Regions from separate parts of the Homo sapiens genome. Here region 1 is linked to region 2. A link is a loop called in an ENCODE intact Hi-C map of the cell type or tissue named here. Cell type or tissue: thyroid gland. All regions are shown on one strand. Region 1 overlaps EPHB1 (EPH receptor B1). Region 2 overlaps EPHB1 (EPH receptor B1).

The links. Hi-C counts contacts between places; a loop is a spot of excess contacts. Peaks named below come from ENCODE experiments on the same cell type or tissue, not always from the same donor. Only the 100,000 strongest peaks of a DNase experiment are listed, where the experiment ranks them.
Region 1: a loop joins it to region 2, with 11 times the contacts of the local background. A loop is called at or near these places in 1 of 110 quality-filtered maps.

The regions. Positions count from the first base shown.
Region 1 is chr3:135,011,180-135,013,679 of GRCh38, reverse strand. The region is part of intron 3 of EPHB1 (EPH receptor B1); the gene reads right to left. Among named protein-coding and RNA genes, the nearest start is that of EPHB1, 220 kb to the right of the region's middle. In thyroid gland, no CTCF peak of the experiment used is centred here; a DNase peak (open chromatin) is centred at 1,319; H3K27ac peaks cover 1,012 bases.
Region 2 is chr3:135,087,928-135,090,427 of GRCh38, reverse strand. The region is part of intron 3 of EPHB1 (EPH receptor B1); the gene reads right to left. Among named protein-coding and RNA genes, the nearest start is that of EPHB1, 290 kb to the right of the region's middle. In thyroid gland, no CTCF peak of the experiment used is centred here; no DNase peak of the experiment used is centred here.

The DNA.
Region 1 (2,500 bases), 77 kb after region 2:
GCCCCCTTATAGAGCTAAGTTGTTCCAAGCTGGGCGGGCTGGGTGGTTGTAATATGGACTATAAACCACTGAAAGTGGTTGCCTTTCCTAAAGCAACTTGGCCCCAGGATTCTCAGCCCAGTGGTTGATGCCTCCTTTTCTGTCTCTCTGCTCTCACCCTAAGATTGTCTGTCTAAATCACCCGCTAACTCTCCCAGATGTGTCTTCCGACATACGGATTCCTCGGTATGCGGTGGTGATATAGCAGGTCAGGCCGCTACCTCCCAGTGTCTGCAATCTGCTCATTTCCCACTCCCCCTGACAGGCAGGCAATGACTCTACAGCTGTCCTGATGAGAGATGTGGGCACTGCAGAGTTGGCACTGCAGGGGTAGACCACACAATGACGGTGCAGGGGCAAACCTCTGCTACTCACTCAATCCCGATATTCCTGTTACTAAGGTCCTGAGAGGGTGGGACTGTTGTCCTTTTTCACATTTGGGGTATAGACAAGGTAGGCAAGTGACTGCATTCCTGTGCTGTCAGCTTTCCTTCTGATAAACGGAAATGACTCCCCATCCCGTTTGGCCCATTCGTAAGTAGTGTAAAGGTGGGGATGATTTTGGAGGTTGAAAGGCTTTCGTTCTGAAATCATCAGGTGCCACATCTATTATGATGTCTCAGCTTGGAAATGTACTGCAAAAGGCAGATTTTGGTTACCTTTAAATACTTCCAGCAAAGTCCCTGGTTTTCAATAAAATATGTACATGCAAATACATATATTATATGAAATGCTGGGTGTATGTGGCTTTTACTCAAGGATCTGGATCAGTGGATTCAGAGTTTCTGCTAGTTCACCATTTGCCAATAAAATAGCCTTTGCAGAGAATAAGCTGAGAAGCTTGAGCTGATGTTTATTCTCCCTCTGAGGGAGTTGGCTTGGGGGATCCTCACAGGCTTGACCTCCTACAGCTGCAGGAGACAGGGCAGTGGGGACAGAGAGCCAGGCACCTCCTGGCATGTATCCCTCTATTAGCCATGTTAATTGGGGAAACAAGAAAGAAATATGCCAACTAAATCCAACAAATTTGAACCACAATCTGGCCTTGGCCAAGACTGAAAAGTAGGGGAAAATGAAGTTTTTCTGAAGCTCTCTATGTCCTCTGTCATGTCTCTAGGTAAATGTATAAATGAAGGGTATTTTTCTTGTTTTAATAAGCTACACACCTTCATGAACATTCCAGAACAAGGCAACTGACGGAGGATGTTCTAAGTGTGTGTGTACAAGCCAGCCATGAGTGAGCGGCCGCTTCACTGACTGCCACCATGTGCTATTCCAGGAAGTCAGCCTTGAGGACTGGCTGTGCTTACTGAGCACACACCAGCCCACTGCCACATGGCAGCCAAATGCACACCAAGCACAAACACCAAGCTGCAATGTTGATGCCTTGGGAGCAAAGAATGCCCTGATGTGCTCAGCTGAGCACTACTCTGTCCTGGAGCAGTGACAGTCCTGATTGCCCAGTAATTGCTTGGTGGTACTGAATTTATACATTGTATTATTCAGAGATTATTGATTCCTTCAGGACAAGGCACCTTCAGTTTGAATCACTGCCACCAGATCAAGTGGTCCCTCATTACGTATATAGAAGACTCTGACAGACTCTCTCTGGCATGGAATAGCCAAAAGGAAAGAATATGAAAATCAAGTTAGTATTGCTTTATCCAGTAAAAAAAATCTGGACTGCATTGTCAGGATACAGTTTTTCTATACCCTATTCTCTTGACACCCTTCAAAACAGGAGATAGGAAAAAAGAGAAAAATCAATCTTCACGAAAATAAAGAAATGGTGGCATTACAAACCACCTAGTAGAAAATGCACTGGAATTTGGAAGAACAATGAAAGCAGACTCACACCTCCTCAGACTTTGGCCCAGATTTGGGTTTCTCTAAAGGCAAATGTTGCATCCTGAGAGGCCCTGCAGTAATAAGACAGCCACATGTTGTAAGGGAAGTGTGGGGACCTGTGGGATAGCTCAGAGGGTGTTCTTTCTGTCTCTGTTTCCCCCACTCCCATCTTCACTGCCTCCTGGCTGAAAGAAACTTCCAGAACAGAGTATGAAGCAGGCAGAGCAGCAGCCTCAGTGGCTACGACCCCCAGCACCCTCAGCAGAAGGCACACTCCTGGGCATCCCACGACACGCGCTTCATTCATACTCTGGAGAGGAGAACACCAACAAATATAACAGAAAACTATTCAAAAACACACAGAAGAAAGGCTTCTTGAATTAAAGTCTTGGAACTGCCATTTGAAAAAGTCAAAATACATCCTAAGATAAAATCAAGATGCATCCTGGTGAAATTACTAAATCTCCAGGATAAAGAAGGAATCTTCTTGACATCCAGGTAGAAAAAAATCAAATGACCTAAAAGAAGTAAAAATGAGGCCTGCCCTAAAACTGACCACTGCAATGCCATGTTCAGCTGACCACGTTCAATGCCATAAGACACTGAAGCAATG
Region 2 (2,500 bases):
GTTACTATGACAAGGCAGAATATATGCATGAGATTTATCCAAAAGGCTGAAGGCAGAGAGATTTGGCAGAATTCATTTTGTCTGACCTGCGACTTTTGCTCAGGACCTCACCAACTCTGATGCAGACTTTGGAAAGAGAAGTGGGGCTTGCAGGTTCTGGAATAGGGAGGACACCCTCCTTTTGAGCACCTGAGCAGAGCCAGCCATAGGCACTGGATCCCTGGAGATCATGTGAATGGACCAGTGGATGTTGCAAATCAGATCATCTGGGTGAGGCCTCCCACTGCAACAGAGGCAGCGAAGGGTTGGATAGTCACATTCTCTCCTGAGATCATTTATTCCTAGGTGCTGAGAGGTAATTTCCAGAGTGCACTATGTCCTCCTTATTTTCAGTTTCCTGGATGAACATCAGTATCACCAACTGCCTTCAGGTTTGTCAGTGAAACACAATTAGGGGAGAAGCTTGCAGCAGAGATTAGAGGTGTTAAGGATACACTTAGCACTTAGATCTCAATGCACACTTAGGGAAGCCATTGAACTGAAGGCTCAGCACGTCAGGAAGAACCTAGAGAAGGAGCAGCAGGTGAGGAACTCAGGGAAGGCTCAGAGGGAGGAATGGGGCAAAGGAGCAGCAGGCACTGCTGAGCAACTTGAGAAAGGACTTCCCCAAAGCAAACAGCAGGACACGAACCCAGAGCTGAAGGAATGACAGGAGCCTAGCTGGACAGGTGAACACGACATTGCTCCCTCTCATGCCCAGGAAGGGTCCTGCTCTCCTGTGCCCACTCTCACCTTTCAGGCTTTACGGTCAGGCCAGCAAAGCCCTCTTAATAAATGAGAGACTGGTATGAGAAGCATGGCCAGGCCCTCCTACCCTCGGCACCTGATGTGTCTCACTTCACCCTTCCAAGGCAAGGTCTATGTGCCAAGCTACCCACCACGTGTTAAAATTGGTTGTAAAGTTGTGTTGGTATTAATAACAATTGTTTTATTAATAAGAGCAACAATAAGAATTTAAGCATGTGGCACAGGCCAGGTATGTTACTCAGAATAATCCCATTTTATTCTCACAACAGCCCCAAGAAACAAGTGCTACAATTATTCCAATTTTGCACATTAAAAAACTAAGGCTCAAATAAGTCCAGTAGCTTGTTCAAAGTCCCACTGCTGGTGGTACACCTGGGAATTGAATGCAGGCTGCTGACTCCAGAGACTTGATAGCTTACTGGCTGGAGTATTTTTATACCAAGTAAATTTACCTAGAATAAACAAAAACTATTGTGTATAACTACTTATGTTAAACATCAACTATGCCAACATAACTTCCTGGAGAAAGGAGTACCAGCTTCAGTTACAGACTCTACTACTTAGAGCCATGGAAAGCAAGTCCTACAACCTTTTTAAGCCTCAGTTTCCTCGTGTGTAAAAATTAGTCCCTGTCTCATAGAGTTGTTTTGATGATTGAATGAGATAGAAAATATAAATGTTTGATACAATATCTGGCATGAAATAACTGCTCAATTAAAAGTATTAATAGCAGTTAATATTTTCTATTATAAAATGATAATATGTTGAGTATAGACAATGTGTCATCACCTTGCTAATGTTTTCTATTTTTCAAAGTCAACATTTTCCCCTACCATATGGGACATTCCCATCAAGCTTTGATAATGCATGAGTATTGGCTTGAATCACTAAGATCTAGGGATACAAGGAGAAGTAGTATCCTATGTGACTTCTGGGAGAAAGTTAGCTCTTCTTCCATCCTTCCTCATTTTTGCTGGCTGAAAAGTAGACATGATGGTTGGAACTCAAGCAGCCATCTTCAACTATGAGGTGAAAACTGTGTGCTAAGAATGTCAAAGCAACGAAGTAGAATGCACCTGGGTTTCCAACATCACACCATGGAGTGCCATCCAACCCGGACTTATTTTACATGAGAAAAAAAACCCTGTATTTTTAAAACCCACAATTATCTTTCATTTTTATGTTCCTTACAGACAAATGTAATCGTAACATTTCTTTTCGATGAAACTATATGAGAAGATAGTAGCATTTCCATTTCACTGACAGTGATACTGAGGCTCAGAGATAAAACAATTTGCCCAATATTTCCCAGCTACTCTGTCATGGAGGTATAATTCACCACCAGGTCTGTCTGGCTTCACAGCTGATGCCCTTTCCAGCTATTTACTATGGTAAGTTATCTAAGGGGGTGGGGACATTCTGTAACGATGGGCATATGTACTCAGGCTCAAAAAGTCACATGTTCAAGTCAACATGAGTTCAGACGAGAGGCTTAGGAAAGGGACAAGATGAATATCTTTTCTACTCACTTAGGGCATCTTGTCCTACTTTTCCTGCCTCTAAAGGAAGAGAAAAAAAAATAAGTATGGTCTATGTCATATGCTGGCTCTCAGTCCCTCTGAGTTCCTGCCTGCCTGAATTCCTGACCAGATGTAAAAACGTGATGCATGGATGTGGCTGCTGGGTATTCTAC